Regions from separate parts of the Mus musculus genome. Here region 2 is linked to region 1. A link is a loop called in an ENCODE intact Hi-C map of the cell type or tissue named here. Cell type or tissue: heart. All regions are shown on one strand.

What was found. A loop is a pair of places that touch in the nucleus more often than their neighbours do. Peaks named below come from ENCODE experiments on the same cell type or tissue, not always from the same donor. Only the 100,000 strongest peaks of a DNase experiment are listed, where the experiment ranks them.
Region 2: a loop joins it to region 1, with 6 times the contacts of the local background. A loop is called at or near these places in 6 of 42 quality-filtered maps.

The regions. Positions count from the first base shown.
Region 1 is chr17:23,744,260-23,752,259 of GRCm38, forward strand. Kremen2 (kringle containing transmembrane protein 2) reads right to left here and starts at 1,570. Exons shown (of 10, transcript NM_028416.2): 1 at 1,480-1,570; 2 at 676-844; 3 at 284-458. The coding sequence starts at 766. It overlaps 9530082P21Rik (RIKEN cDNA 9530082P21 gene), which reads left to right and starts at 4,977. Exons shown (of 3, transcript NR_015472.2): 1 at 4,977-5,451; 2 at 5,542-5,840; 3 at 7,419-8,000. In heart, CTCF peaks have their summits at 2,323 and 4,833 (motif pointing right); DNase peaks (open chromatin) are centred at 582, 2,252, 4,962 and 5,712; H3K4me3 peaks cover 2,648 bases; H3K27me3 peaks cover 4,333 bases.
Region 2 is chr17:23,957,230-23,965,229 of GRCm38, forward strand. No RefSeq gene overlaps it. Among named protein-coding and RNA genes, the nearest start is that of Sbpl, 6.0 kb to the left of the region's middle. In heart, no CTCF peak of the experiment used is centred here; a DNase peak (open chromatin) is centred at 3,342; H3K27ac peaks cover 962 bases.

The DNA of each region.
Region 1 (8,000 bases):
GGCGGATCCAACCAGACAAGGCATCCCAGGGCCTCTTGAGGGTGTAAGCCTTTGTGCTGGCTCTGACTGGCTTTGCAGAAAAAACGGTCACATATCTTTAAAAGCCGGGTTTTTGCAAACCTTGCGAACCTCGTTTGAGATAGGGCCCACCTTAAATCTTTCTGAGGGTACTGTACCAGGCCAGAGCAGACGCCTCTCTGTCCCTCCTCCTGCCACCACTGGTCCAGCCTTGCTGAAGCGCACCCTCCCACCCACCCACCCACCCCAGAACCCCCCTCCTCACCTACAGAAGTTATGCGCACCCAACCCCCAGCGGCCCTGAGGGTCGCTGGCGCTGCTGTAGCTGTGCTGCTGTGTCTGGTCCCAGAAAAGACAAGGGCGTCCAGCTCCGCGTGGGCCGGTGTAGTTCTGGTGGCCTCGGTAGTCAGCGCCGTTCACCTGGAAGCATTCGGACAAGCCTGCCCGGCAACCGCGGGATCTGGAGAAGTCTGGACACCCACTGGGCCTCCTCAAGCCTGGTCCCAGCCAGTACTCCCCAGTTCCCATCCCCGAGGGGGCCTTCGGGTTGCTCAACTGCTCCACCCACCTGCTGTCCCGCCTCTCCAGCTTTGGGACCCCTTCCCTGGGGCCCAGGAGAGAGCAGTGACTTTGGCCTGGCCACCTTGCCTTACTCACCTGGACTGTGCAGGCTCCCTGCTGAGGCCCCGTGCAGCCGCAGCAGCAATGGGAAGAGGAGGAGGAAGCCCTGCAGATGTGGTGTCCCCATCTTCCCTAATCAAAGAGATGGTGCCTTGGACGGAACACGGCCTGGGACACCCACGGGGTCTAGGATCTCCCAGGTGACCTGAGGAGCAGGGGGCGTTGTCCTTTGATCGTCAGTCCTGATCTTACTTTTGTTGGCGCTGCCGGTCTGAGACCAGGAAATACCTTCCCGGGATCTCTACCCGGCTGTCGCTCTTCAGGGGTCTCTAGGGAAGGTATCTGGCCGGAGGTGACTTCAGGCTCGGCTTTCTAGCTCTGGGTCCTGCCTGGGTCCCCACACTCACCCCATCGAACTGTGCCTTGCACCTTGAGACTCCCTCACCCAGGTTTCTAAAGCACTGCCTCCTGCCCCCCTTGTGTCCCTACAAGTCCCTCCCCTCTTGTCCCACACCCCCTAGGGAAGGCTGGAAGCCCCGCCTGCGACTGCAGCGCAGGCAGCAGGTCCAGACGCCTCCCACGCCTGATCCCCGGGACCCCCACCGTCCCAACACATGCCTCCCACCCTTTCTTCTTTCTTTTCCATGGTCGGTGTGGGTTCTATTGGGAGAGTATGGAGGGACACATACCAGGTTAACAGACCTCTAGAGGACCCTAACGGGAGAGTTACAGGGCTCCCTCCCACGACTGCACCCAGTCAAAAGGACACAGGCACCCAGATTTAAGTGCGCGCGCGCTCCCATTCAATCCATTCATTCATTGTAAGACGCTCACACGCACATTTTCCCGGAATCCTCACGCTTCTGTCTCCCCAGGTCCCGCCGCGGCTGGCTTGAATAAGAAAACGCCACTCCCTGACCCTGATCGCGGGAGACAGACAGGAATCGTGGACGCTTAGTCCACGACAGGCAGGGGCAGCTGGTGTCTGGGGAGGAAGGCAGCTGCGCCCCCGGTTCCAGCCCGCCCCCTCTCCCGTTTCCATTTCTTCCACTCCCTAGGACCCCAGCCCAGGCTCTCCGGAGCCTTGCCTTGGCGGAATTCCCCAAGCGGTGCCCCCCACCTGGAGGGGAGGGGGAGGGGAGCAGGCCCAGGCAAGCGTGGGGGGAAATTCCCCGCCCCCTCCCCCTGAGCCCGACTCCTCCGAGTCCTCTGATCTCCCAGTGCTGCCCCGGGGCTTGGGGGGAGGCCAGCGCAGGTGCGTGGGAGGGCGGGGGCGGGGACCCGGGGAGGGAGATGGGGGGGTGGGGGACTCTAGGCAGCCCTACCCTGTCCAGACCCCTTGCCCATCAGACCAGCCTGCCCACCCTTTACTAACTAACCTCTGTATACCTTGGACCCAGGTTGACTTGACCCAGCTCTGACCGTCCTGAGAGCGTTTGCCACCTAACACACGTCCTGAAGCAGATGGAGAAACAAGATTCACAGGGAGCATTCTGAGAGGCCCAAGTGTACGTGGCAGAGATCAAAGATTAGCTGTGGGAGCCCTACAGTTGTGTAGCTGGCGCCCCATGCGAAGGTTCTTGGGGCTACCACAAGTTGCGAGGGGGTGGAGGGAGTGCGATAGAGGTGGGGTATTCCAAGGAGACGGACTTGCTTTAGGTTGTAGGCTAGTGAGTGGCGCCTCCTCTGGCAGCTCGCTCAGCAGCCAAGATGAGGATCCAGCCGGGAGTCCCCCTCTTGTACTGACTCTACCAGAGCCCTCCAGATATCTAACAAGGACACTCCAAGAAGACCTGTCTGTCCTTCCCTTTCCACCGGAGGGCAAAAATGAATGTTGAAGCTCTGTAGTTTTCCCCTCACGTTTTATGTGAGGGTCAGTCCAGTGGAGGAAGAAGCGAAGAACACAAGTGAATGTCCATGATCTCATGCATGGCAGAGTTGGCCAACGAACAGTGGGCCTTAAAACAACTCTCCAGAGTTTAGGATGGATCTGCCCAGTCCTGTCTCCTGCAAAGGGACAAGGGAGAGAGATGGTATTCAGTTACCAGGCTGGGGACACTGAGTGGAAAGAGGAAGTGTGTTCCTGCCACAAGTTCCAGTCTGGGGTGGCTGAGGAACCTTTGAAAAGTAAGACAGGCCACATGCCCCGCACCACTAACACACACACTTCCCCAGCATTCCACACTCAGCCCTGTGCAGGCAGCAGCTTGTCAGCATTCCCATGGCCCTAGGGGAACATTTGCACCTCCCCATTCTGCAGGTCCATGAACTGGGGCTCAGAGGCCTTTGGCAACTATGGGCTCACTAGCTAGTCAGTGTTGGAGCCTGGTTTCAAGTAGAGTCTGCTCTAGGTGCTGGGCACTGACACCGTTGTTCCTATCACATCTTTGGGGTTCTCTAACTCCACAGAACCATGTGGCTAGGGAGGGACACCAGGTAGCTCTCTCTCTCTCTCTCTCTCTCTCTCTCTTTCTTTCTCTTGTTCTTTCTTTCTTTCTTTCTTTCTTTTTGTTTTTATTTATTTTTTTATTTTTTTCCAGTCAGGGTTTCTCTGTGTATCCCTGACTGTCCTGGAACTCACTTTGTAGACCAGGCTGGCTTTGAACTCAGAAATCCACCTGCCTCTGCCTCCCGAGTGCTGGGATTAAAGGCGTGTGCCACCACACCCAACAGCTCTCTCTTTAGAAAAAAAAATTATATATTTTTAGACAGGGTCTTACTTGTAGCCCTGCTGGACTAGAGCTTGCCATAATAGACCATGTTGGACTGGAACTCACAGTATTCCCCTGCCTCTGCCCCCTGCATGACAGAATTAAAAGTGTTGGCCACCATGCCCACCTTCTAGTTCTCTTTGTCCAGGACCATAAGTCCCATTACTTTCCCCACACCTCCACTGAGAGCTGCGATCCCACTGCAGGCTCCCTGGGAGAGCTTTTTCACAGCTGGAGAAACCAAAGTACTGAAAGTTAGTATAGGGTCACAGTGCCTAAGACCCTGACCCTGGTGAACAAAGAAGCTTCCTGATCTGTCACTACCTGCACATACTTGTTATGTGGCGACAGCAGAGAGACAAGAACAGAAAACTTGGACATGAGGGTGGGTGGCCTTTGCTTGTATTTCCTTGGAAGCACATGATATCAGGTTTGTCCAGCTCAAGGTGTGTGTGTGTGTGTGTGTGTGTAGAGAGAGACATTGGGTGGCATTACCCCAGGACATTTCCCAGGGTGCATTTGAGCCCATCAGAGTGAGGGTAGATGCCAATGCAGACTCAGCAAAAGGAACCCCACAATTCTCAGTTGGATATCCGGGTCTCTCAGCGGTGGCACGTGGTGTTCTGCATGCATGCCTGCTTTCACACTTCCCCTCCCCCACCTCAGAGTCTGCTTGTCTTTCTCACTTCCCGATAATTACACCTTCCTCTCTGAATCACACCTTCCTTGGTCATAGGTCATAAGTAAGACGTTGTGTAGGTGCCATTTGATGCTTTGGGTCTCAAAAGCCTACTGCTATACCATGTCCGTTTCCTCTGTCTGCACCACCACCTGGCCAACTGTGAGAGAGAGGGCTGCCTCAGTGTACTTCAGTGAGAAGTGAGAGGGCTGCCTCGGCTGCCTCAGTGTACGACGCTCACCTTTTTTTTTTTTAAAAAGATTTATTTATTTTATGTATATGGGTACACTGTAGCCGAACAGATGACTGTGAGCCATCATATGGTTGTTGGGAATTGAATTTTTAGGACCTCTGTCTGCTCCAGTCAACTCTGATCACTCAGTTCCTGCTCGCTCCAGCCCAAAGACTTTTATTATTATACATAAGTACACTCACTGTAGCTGTCGTCAGATCCCTTTGTCGGGTGGTTGTGAGCCACCATGTGGTTGCTGGGATTTGAAATCAGGAACTTCAGAAGGGCAGTCAGTGCTCTTACCCGCTGAGCCATATCACCAGTCCCACACTCACCTTCATTGTAACATAAGCTGCTGCTGGCTTGTCATAAGTGCTCACAGCCTGTCGGGGCTAGGGAACACTCAGCCATGGATACCCATGACTTTGTTCATCTAAATTTCTTGAGCTTCCTCTGCCTCAGTTTCCCTACTGGGATGCCACAGTTGGGGAAATATGTGTCCAGCAGTTTTGCAAGTCTTGCCTCTGGGAGGCACAGAGGGTAGCTACCTTTGCTATTTACATCTGCCTCCAGCCTCTAGGGGGTGCTAGAGAACTGTTTCCAGAGAACTCTCGGTGATTTATTGGAATTTGCCATTCTGGACTAGGTTGGTAATTCTGAGAGGTGGAGTCAGTTTGTCTGCTCCAGCCATAAAATTCTTCTGGAGGGGCCTCTCAGGAAGGGCGGCTACTGACCTGGGGCTATGGGTTATGCTGGTTCTTCGTTGCCCCTCCCTCACAGGAGGCCTGGGAAGGAAAGGTTTCACTTTCGAAGGATGAGATGGCTAAACAGAAAGGCCCTGTCCAGTCATTTGCAATCAGACTTCGCCTGGTGGTTGCTACACTGACTGACTTGAGGGGGTGTCAGGGGTGTGGGGACCTCTGGGAAGAAGATCCTGGAGACCCAACAGTAGTTGGTGAGGAACCACCATGACTTGGTTTCAGAGTCCGCTGGTTTGGAGCAGAAAGGTAGGAACTGTATCCTGCCCATTCTCTCGTCCTGCTTCCCCAGACCTCTGACTCTGTCTTCTCTTTCCGCAGGAAAATTACGGCACCAGCTGGGAGCTGCAAATGCCTGTGGGGGTCCCAGTTGCTGCTGGTGTCCTGGCCCTCCTGGCCCTCCTGGCGTTGGCTTACCATTGTCTCAAAGAGGTACCTTCCTTCTCCTGACTCCATGCCTCTGCCCACAGCCATCTCCTTAGAACCTTCTCCTCTCTTTCTCATGACTCTCTCTGTGCCCAGGCCTGGAGGTCCAGATGCCAGCAGCCCTTGCCATGAGGGCTGGAGGTGTCCTCAAACTGGAGAGAGCTACAGCTTGTCTTCATCCACAGCCCGGGTCAGGGCCAGCTGGCGACCCTCTCTTCAGAGCCTCATGGCCCTCTACAGCCTTCCCTACTGTCCCTCTGAAGACCCTACTGGTACCAGGACAGCCCCTCGGCTTTGGGTCTGAAGAGACCTCCGTGTTTCAGAGGAGGTCGTGGTATTGGCCAAGCACCCTGCACCTGTTAATGTGGATGAAGGATTGAATCCATGGGAGGAGGGTAATGTGGGGTGAGGGCTGGATCCTCATCCCTCGGGTGTCAGGCATGAGGGAGGGGACACACTAGCAGAACTGTCTGTTGTCTCTGGGTTGTGGCATCAAGGCTTTCTCTCCCCAGAGTCACCTCAAGAAGTCAAGGCCCTGGTTACTCCATCTTAGCAGTAGCCTGTTCCTCTGGGGGTGCGGTAGGGGTGACACTGTGACCCAAAGGGGAGCCATGGACTAGAAGCAAAAGCACAAGGCCCTCGCGAGTGGCCAATGAATGTCTCAGCAGGCAGAGGAAGCTATGTCTGACCTCCACTCCCCAAATCTCTGTCATTGCCCAGGCAGAGCTTTGGGGTCTCATGTCCCAGCTGGCTCCTTCCTGGGACCATGGCAAGGGCCACTGCAATCTCACCCTTTGTAGTCCCTGAGTTCTCTTGGCTGAGCCCAGGCACCAGAGAAGGCAGGGCCTACTGAAGCACATCAGGGGTCCCTGGCTGGTGAGCAGTAAGCCTGTGGAACTTTCTGGGTCAGGACACTGCTGCAGGCCCCCTGTGTCCACTGTGACCTGGACTCCTGAGATCACCCAGGATCACCTCATTATTTTTTTGCTGAGCTTCCCTGGGTCAGGGAGGGTGAATTAGTAATGGCAGGTTAGTTAGGCCATGGCAAGTCGAATCTGAAAGTGATTCCTGCCCCTGCTGATGCACAGGCTCACCAGCCAGTTCTCTGGAGTGTAGACGTAACCCTGCATGCACCAACACTCTTCTCTGACTATGTCACACTGTGTGGAGATGGTGGAGGGATTGATGCAGATTAATTATAGTCTCTAATTAATTAAACTGTCTCTGAGTTAAGTAAGAGATGGGGACAGGAACACTGGTGCATGCCTGTGGTCTAAGCTAAATGTGGCAGGTTGAGGCAGCAGAATGACTTGGGTCTAGGACTCAAGGTCAGCCTGGATAACAAAGCACTGCCTGGCCTTAACTCTCAGTGGGGTCTGCTATGTAGCTCAGGCAGGCGTGCAAATTGTTAGGTAGCCCCATCGGGCCTCATCTGAGATCCTCATACCTTGATTCCCTGAGTACTGGGACTATAGGCACATAGAATTTGAGACCTTGATTCTCAAAAACAAAAAAAACAAAAACAAAAACAAAAACAAAAAACAAACAAAAAAGATGCTGGTGATGAACCTAGAGGGCCTGATTTGGCCAGTGAACTGTCTGGAGTCTAGATTTCTGCCCATAGCTGCACAGGAGAGGATGAGCTACCAGCCTTAGTTAGGGGCTGCCACTTTGATTGAAGCTGTGTGTGCCTCCAGGCAAAGGACACTGTTCAGACCTCCCAGAGACCTGGTTCACCAAAGGCATGAGCTAATAACAGGGAGTGTTTGGCAGCTGATCTTGGTAAATTGTTCAAAGCAGTAGTGTGTGTTGGACAGGACAGGCTGGTGGGCTTGGGGGCAGTGTGGAGTGAGACCAGCGTGGACAGGGCACAAGTGTCTAGGGCTGCAGGAAAGCGTGCCAAGCCTCTAATACCCTCCTGTTTGGCAGGGGCCTCTGCCATGGTCAGGAAGGTCACACTGAGTCTATTACAGTCCTGCAGAATAAGAACAAGATTGGTCTCCCTGGAGTACTGGATATCTTCCCGAGCAAGAGGCTGTAGGCTGAGGCAAGTGGAGGAAGGCCTAAAGACCAAGTGGGCCCTGGAGACATCCTTAAGTACATCTCTGGTGTCTGGTCCTTAAGTGAGGTAATCACACCTGACACACACAGCCAGGGAGAGGACCCCATGGCAGGAACTGTGGAGTCTGCACTGGCGGGCTGAGGAGGGGCCTGAGGAGAAGTGGGTGTGGAAGCCTCCCGTTGCAAGGTGAGTAGTTGGTCTCCAGGTGAGATGGAAGTAGAGGGATGGAAATGTATATTAAATCCCACAGTTGCTGGGCAGTGGTGGCACATCCTTAACGCCAGCTCTCAGGAGGCAGAGGTAGGTGGATTTCAGTTTTAGGCCAGGTTGGTCTACAGAGTAAGTTTCAGGACAGCTACCTAGAAGGAGGACTACACAGAGAAACCATGTTTCATAAACCCAAATCAAACCCCACCATCGAGTTTTTACTTGAAATCCTTTCTCTCTACCTGGTGCTGAGATTACAGACATGTGCCCCAGAGGTGCTGGGAAT
Region 2 (8,000 bases), 210 kb after region 1:
ATCAGTTCCAGGCTTAAGGCCAGTTTGAGTTACACATTGAGGCCCTGTCTCAAGGAACTGATGGCTAGACACAGCCCAAAAATAAAATAGACTTTCTGTTGTCATTACTGAAGTGTGCCTGTGCATGCATGCATGTCTGTGTGTGCATGTGCACATGTGTGTGCACGTGCATGTGTGTGTGTCTGTGTGAGTGAGTGTGTGAGTGTGTGTGTGTGTGTGTGTGTGTGTGTGTGTGTGTGTGTGTTACAAACACATGCTTGTGAGTATGCAGATGTCAGAGCAGGACACTGAGTGTCTTCTTCATCTCTATCCACCTTATTGCCTGAAGATGTGTCTCTCACCGGGATTCCAGCTCAATGCTGGGGCTGGCTGCCCAGAACGTCCATGGCTCTGCCTGCCTTTTTTCTGCCTTGCCACATATTGTGGCTACACTCACAGCCTTTCAGGGTTTTGTTTTGTTTTGTTTTGTTTTTGTAAACCTGGATTCTGGGTATCCCAACTCAGGTGTTCAAGCTTTGGAGCAATTGTTCTTACCCATGGGGCCCACTATCCTACCTGACCTTTGGGGCGTAGGATCACTGAATCTAGAGTTTTCTATTTGGGCTGTCATCTGGAGAGCAAATCCATTGGACCTCTCTGTCTCTGCCTCAGTGGTCCTGGGTTCAGTGGACCTCAGCACCCATCTCTTATATAGGCGGTTGGAACCTAAACCTAGGGCTCACACTTACACAGCAAGCATTTTTACTCAGAGAACTGTCTCCTTGGTGCCCTAATATGAAGTTTCTAAAGGATAAGGACACATTAAATGTTGTACAGGCTGACACCTTTAAAGAGTCTTCATTGTTTATCTGCAGTTTAATTAAGTTGGGGGGGGGGCAGGATGACTGTGTTTGTGTTTGTGAAACTTGACAATAGTAACCCAACATTAGGGTGCTGTAGGAGAATGACAGAGCCTAGGAGCAAGCACTGGTGAGGACAGTTGAGACCTGGCCTGTCCTGAGAGACTGGCTGACCTTTCTTGAGCAGAGTTAAGGTCCCGAGTGGCAGAGGAAACTGAAGATGGGGTCTGTGTGCCCTGGGTGTATGCATCTCTCCACTCATGCCGTAGTTTCTGTCACTACCAAGAGGCCCTAAAGCCACCGGAACTATCTGGAAGAAGGCCCTAAGCCTCTGTGATACTCTCCTCCCACTGCCTACCTGGAGAGGAGCTTCACCCTTTCCTGGGCATGCCAGCCTGAGTGGACCAGTGCAGGCCACGCTGGAGAAGCAAAGGCAAAGAGAACACTGAGTAAAGTTGTAAGCGTGAGACCCGTGAATGTTCTAAAGACCCCAGTAGATAAGCCACAAGAGATTGGCACAACCAAGGCATGCTACAGGGAAGCCCAAAAATCATAGCCCTGCTCACTCCAACGGTGTTCTCATAACCCAGAAAGACAGGGGTATCCTGGACTTCCCTGCTCTTCAGATCTGATTACCCTGCATCCCTGAACAAAGGGAGTCAGAAGGGAGAGCAGTAGGAGAGTGCTCGCAGTAGGTGAGTGCTCACAGTAGGTGAGTGCTCACAGTAGGTGAGTGCTCACAGTCGCTCCTTCATCTCCAGTGATCCTCTTGCCTGGATCAGGACTTGGGAGATTATACACCAAGTGTGGGAATTCACTCTGGGCTCTGCAGATGAGACCAGCAAGGAGAGCCAAGGTCAGCAACAGCAGCATGGCTCCCGAGGGTTCAGGACCCAGAGGGAGGTGCCAAGACTTCATGAAGCTCTGAGGAAGACATGGGGTGTCAGAGGTCTCCAGGCCTCAGACTGAGACAAGAGAACACCGGGGAACCCTGTTTCCCATCGTCTCAAAGGCTTCATGAGAGCCCAGGGATGGCTTCATCCCATGCCCACACTGTGACCCCAGTGTCACTGTGCTAACACTCTGACTAAGCTCTGAGAAAGCCAACCATATTGTCACAGTACACCTGGAGAAACCCCACATTTCAAAGCCCTCCATCCATCCGGCACAGTTCAGTCTCTAGCTGGCTCCACCCATTCCCCCTTTCTTCCTCTGGCGTCTCCTGCTGCACCAGGCCAGGTCTCACTCAGCTCCTGCCTTACCTGGGCTGAGCCCCATGACTTGTCCCTTTACAACCTGGTGACACCCAGCCATGCATCATGTGGGACTTTGGTTCAACCTTGGGAAGAATGTGAGGTGTATCCAGGACATTGAGGACATTGCACTTCTGTCCCACCCACAGTCCCTGAATAAAGGAGCCTCTTATTTGTGCCATCTGTTAAAGTGATCTGTTGTTGAGAATCCCAGTAGATAGCTGCCTTTGGAGACTATCCCCGAAGGACACAGCCCCCTATGTCCTCTGCTGGGCTGCAGTCTGCTGCACCCCATCCCCCACTTCCCAGAACCAGTCCTTCCATCTCCCACTGATTGGCCAGGGTTCCCAGCACAGCCTTAGTCCTCCAGGGAGCTCTGAGACTGGCCTTGCCATGATACCTATTTACAGCTGAGACACCAAGTGCTTTAGGCCCTGATAGCAGTCACAGTGGCTCAGTTTGGTCAGCCTTGAGACTCTTCATGGGATAGTGTGATGCATAGGAGCTCCATGGAAATGCAGTCTGGGAGCCCAGGAAAGGAAGCCAAGAAAAAGCACAGAGGGCTGACTTGGGCTGGGTCAGGAAGCCTCACCTTCAGGTTTACTGCTGCTGTAAGCCCTTCCTTCTGTTTGTCTAAGGCAGCTTCCTGGGAAGAGGAGGAAGGGTCGGGGCTGCAGAAAGCTTGTCTAGGGATTTATGTAGATCAAGCAGGGAGACAGCATTATTTGTCCATCTTGGAGCTGAGAACAAAGGATAGACTTTTATTTCACTGAACACATGAGCAAGCTCAGAGGGAAGATGTGGCTCAGGTCCTCCATGGAGACCTGGAAACCAGGCTGAACAAACATCTTCTTCCAACATGGCCTTTCCCTTCCAAATAACGGGGTCAGAACCCAGCAGTCACCTGGTCTCCACTGGCTAGATGGGCCACTTTCCCATCAAAGGGCTCTGCTGTGTTTCCAAGGACTGCTCTCCAAGAAAGGGCTGCGGACAATGGTCCTGAAGGTTCCCAAGAACTGCAGATTAGCTAAGAACACTTTCTGCCCTGCTCTAAAGAAGGTCCAGCTCCTGGAAGGGAGGAGCCTGTGAGAGATCAGTGATCCCTAGGTGGCTTCTTGTCAGGGAGGAAATCTGAACTTGAACTTGTCCAGGGAACTAGGTATTACCCAGAGCATGGGCCTTTGTTCTGGGAGCTAGTTGGTGCCATGATGCTGTGGAGTGTTACTGCCCTCTAGTGGAGAAAGGCAGAGATGCGGGTACACACTAGGCAGTGCTGGCCCTGACTTCCTTCTTTGAACTTCATTAAGGACTAGAATTCTTGGCCTGGAGGACCAAGCTAGAGCAGAGGCAGGGACAGAGCCATGGCAAGATTGAGTTTAGTTAAAATATGGCTCTGAGGAGTATAGCTGGGGTTCCTCACCCTGCCCAACTCCTCTCCCATTCTGCTCACTGGATTCCCAGATGATCTAGTGGGTGTCAGAGCAGGGTCTGTTTGCTAGGGCTCCAAACCTAGGAGCCAAGAGTCTGTACTCCCTATAGACTCTATAACCCTGGCCCCAAATCGCTCTGGGGTCATCCAAATCCATTTATATATTGTGGGAGTTTAGCAAATATGAGTTTATTATTATAGCAAACATAACAGTAAATTCATTATTTAAGAAAAATTACTATTTAACCTATTTTATTTTATATATGATTAATTTTAAAATAATTTTTCATGTTTTATTCTTATGTGTAGGAATGTTTTACATACATTTTGTGCTCTCATCCCTGTGCTCTCAGATGTCAGAACAGGGCATCTGATCCCACTGAAACTGGAGTTACAAATGGTTGGGTGCTGAGAACTCAACCCAGTCTTCTGCAAGAGCAATAAACGCTCTCGGTCACTGAGCCATAGCTCCAGACCCCCTTTAATTCATTTTATTTGCTTATTCTCTTTTGAAATAGTGTCACTATGTAGCCCAGGGTAGCATGAAACTCATGGCAATCCTTCTGCCTCAGGTTCCCAAGTACTGGGATCATAGGAGTGAAATGTCATGCCCGGATCATTTAAACCATGTTAAAGTGTACATTCAGTCCTGTGTAGCCATTGTTTTCAATAGATTCTGGAACTTTTTGTTATCCCACATGGAACACAATAAACAGCCTCAGTATTTCATCTCCGTTCTTTTAATGAGGTATTTTTTAATTTTATGTGTGTTTGCTCTCTTATCTGGCTGACCTTTACACAGGGATATCTTCCGCCTCATTGCATGCACACAGCCATTTGTGCAGTTTGCTTTATAGCTTTGTCTAGCTTTCTGGGGCTTAGTCTCCCTTCCTTCTTTTGACTTCGTTACTCAGTTGTATTTTCCCGTTCAGGCTTAAGCAACTTTATTGTGGTTATGGCTCACCAGCAGTAAAAAGTGTGTATGAGTCAGGTGTAGCGAGTACAGATGTTTTCCCAGCATTCAGTGGGTCAAAGGGGGAGGAGCTGAGTTCAAGACTAGCCTGGGCTACAGAGTGAAACCCTGTCAAAAAGAAACAAAACAATAAACAACAAACGCAGCTATGATGACTGCAGTCAGAAGACTTTTAGTAAATGTCCACACTCCCATATCTTCTGCTGCCATTAAAAGTGGAAAAGTTACCTCCAAAAGTCTCCCTGACATTCAGTGTGCCCCCATCAGAGTTCCAGGCAGCCAACAATCTGTTTTCTGCCACCTCTTGTATTCAGAGTCCTTCATCTGATACTGTGTGTCTGAGAATCTTCTGTTTTGTAGTTCTCTTGTGTCCTAACTAACTCTCCTGCTGCTGTGACAAAATACTCCACAGAAGCAACCTGAGGAGGAAATGGCTTACTTTAATTCACAAACTAAGGTTCTGGGGAGGTCAAGGTTTAAAGCTGCTAGTCATATTCCATCCATAACAAGGTTGCAGAGAGCTATGAGTATAAGCCGCTTCTCAGTGCCCTGCCTCTATTTTATACAGTCTGGAAACCCCCTGCACAGAGAATGGCACTGCCCACAGTGGGCAAGATTTCCAGTATCAGTTAGCATGATGAAGATCATCTCTGGAGCTTGTCTCCAATCTCCCTGTGATTTTAGATCTCAACAAGTTGTTGATTGAGATTAACTGTCATAGGTAATCTTTTGTCTTTTTTTTTCTTAATTTATCACCCATTTTTAAAAATTCATTTATTAGGTGGTGACCATGTGCACTATTTGTTGGGGACTGGTAAGTCTTGGAGGGAGAGAGGTTTTTACTCTTCTTGAAGTGGAATTAATGCTTCCTACTGAAAGTGAAAATGTTTAAAACCAGCTGGGTATGATGACACACACCTGTAATCCCAGCGCTCTGGAGCTAGAGGCTATAGGTCAACCTCAGCTACATGACAATTTCAAGGCCAGCCTGACCACATAAGACCTAGACTCAACTCCCACCCTAGCCACAAAACAAAGGGGGGAAAGAAACTGCCAACCAGCTCTCAAAGCAGCAGGGCTTCTGGCGCTTCACACAGAATGGAAGCTCTTCGCAGCCACTCGCCATCCTGGCTAAAGTTGGTGTCATTAGTGTTTCTCACTGTGTCTTCATTAGTCCCTTTCCCATAGTTGTGATCTGAGAGTAGGACCAGCAAGGCGACTCAGCAGATAAAGGTGTTTGCTACCAAGCCTGAACGATCCCTGGGACCACATGGAAAGAGAACGCTAACTCTCACTCTGCCTTACAGTCGTGGGTATGACCCAGACACACTAACTCTCAGAGATGTTCATAGACATACATTAATCCAACAGCCTCTTCTTGCTTCCGCACCCACCTACAACCTCCCCCCCACCCACCACATGCTCATACACATAATTTAAAATAAAAAAGTACTTTTAAGTAAATCTTTAAGATCACATGAGAGGTGGAGTAGCAATTGGGATATAAAGTAAATAAATTAATTATTTAATGGAAAAAAAATCATATGAGAGGCCAGGTGGTGGTAGACTTAGGAGGCAGATGCAGGTGGATCTCTCAATGCACAAAACAAAGAAACAAACAAGCAACCAAGCAAGCAAGCTCATGAGAGAACGTCTTCAGGGACGGCTTTGTCGGCTCACAGTCTGGGAGCTCACAGTTCTCGGTTGCTTAATCCCGCAGGCTTGAGCCGAGCATCACAGCAGTGACTGTGACGTTTTTAATTGTCAACTTGACACAATCTAGAATCACCTGAGAGACACACCCCTTCAAACATTAACTGAGGCAAGAAGTCAAAAAGCCTTCTCTCCCTTGGGTTGTTCTGGACAGTGTCAGTCAGCACAGAGAGAAGTAGAAGGCAGACGGTGGCCAACGTCCTCCAACAAGCTCCCATGCTGAGTGTTCTGCGCAAGCGCCCTCCGGACCCTTCAGATGGAGATCACTAATGACAATAGGAGTCACTTTCTGGTGCATGTGTTGTCTACTAGCATGGCTTCTTTCCCAAGTCTCTGCCCAGCTGTCTGGTGCTTTTGTTAGTTTTAATACGAAACCCCTGTCTTGGAGAATATGATGAGAAGTCTAAGGGCCGTGTGCAACGTGAACAAGCAAGGGGTCCCCGGAGGTAAAAGCATTTGCCCCCAAGCCTGATAACCTGATAGAACCCCTGGACCTACATATCAGAAGAAACAAATCCACTCCCAAAGCTTTTCCTCTGATTTTCACAGAAGCACGCTGGTGCACTCGTGAGCACAACCACGCATGCACACACATGACAGATAAATAAATAATTTAAAAATACTGAAAAAGGGAGTGAAGAACAAAAAGAAGATCTCTCCCTTCCAGGTTCTGCTTGCTCTGGCCATTGCTCTCACAGGGGGGTCAGACATATGTAGTAGGCTGGTGTGGTGATAGGCCTGCCTTACTCTAAGAGTCTCACTTTTTAAAATTCAAAATAAAAACTATCCCTTGAACTTAATACCGTAAAGCATGCAGACATGGTTTTTGTTTGTGTTTTGTTTTGTTTTGTTTTGTTTTGTTTTCTAAAAGCCAGGCATGTCAGGGTGCACCTGTAATCCCAGAGCAGATGGCAGACACAAGCAGAGACCCCCAGAGCTTGCCAACCAGTTAGCCAATCTAGCCAAATCAGCAAGCTCTCTCAAAAAAAGAATGTGAACAGTGACTGAGACATACACCTCCCCACACCTCTACACACATGCACACATGTGTACACACACAAAAATACAGTCTCAGCTTGGGTTTTATTGCTGTGAAGAGATACCATGACCAAGGCAACTCTTAAAAAGGACAACATTTAATTGGGGCTGGCTTACAGGTTCTGAGGTTCATGGCAGCATCCAGGCAGGCATGATGCAGGAGGAGCTGAGAGTTCTACATCTTCATTTGAAGGCAACAGAAGACTGTCTCCCAGGCAGCTAGAAGAAGGGTCTCAAAGCCCACCCCCACAGTGACACACCTACTCTAACAAGGCCACACCTCCTAATAGTGGCACCACCTAGGCCAAGTTTATATAACTACCATGTGCTAACTAATTGTGTCACTAAACTCATGGTTATAAACACCTGCTGTCCCAGCATTTGGAAGGAACAAGGCAGGAGAATCAACCTTTGCTACATAACAAGTTCAAGGCCAGCCTGAGATAGATGAGACCCTATCTCATCAAAAATAAATAGATTGATAGATAGATAAATAAATACATACATGCATAAATAAATACAAATTCAACAGGAAGTGATGGTTCATACCTGCAATGGCAATATCCTGCAGACTACAACAGGAGGATTGCCACAAGTTCAAGGCCAGACAAGGCTAAAGAGTGTGACATTGTCTCAAAAATCAATCAATCAATCAATCAATCAATCAGTTCCATTAGCCACATAGTCACTGGGGTGTCTCTGTATGTGTGTGTGTGTGTGTGTGTGTGTGTGTGTGTGTGTGTGTGTGTGTGTGT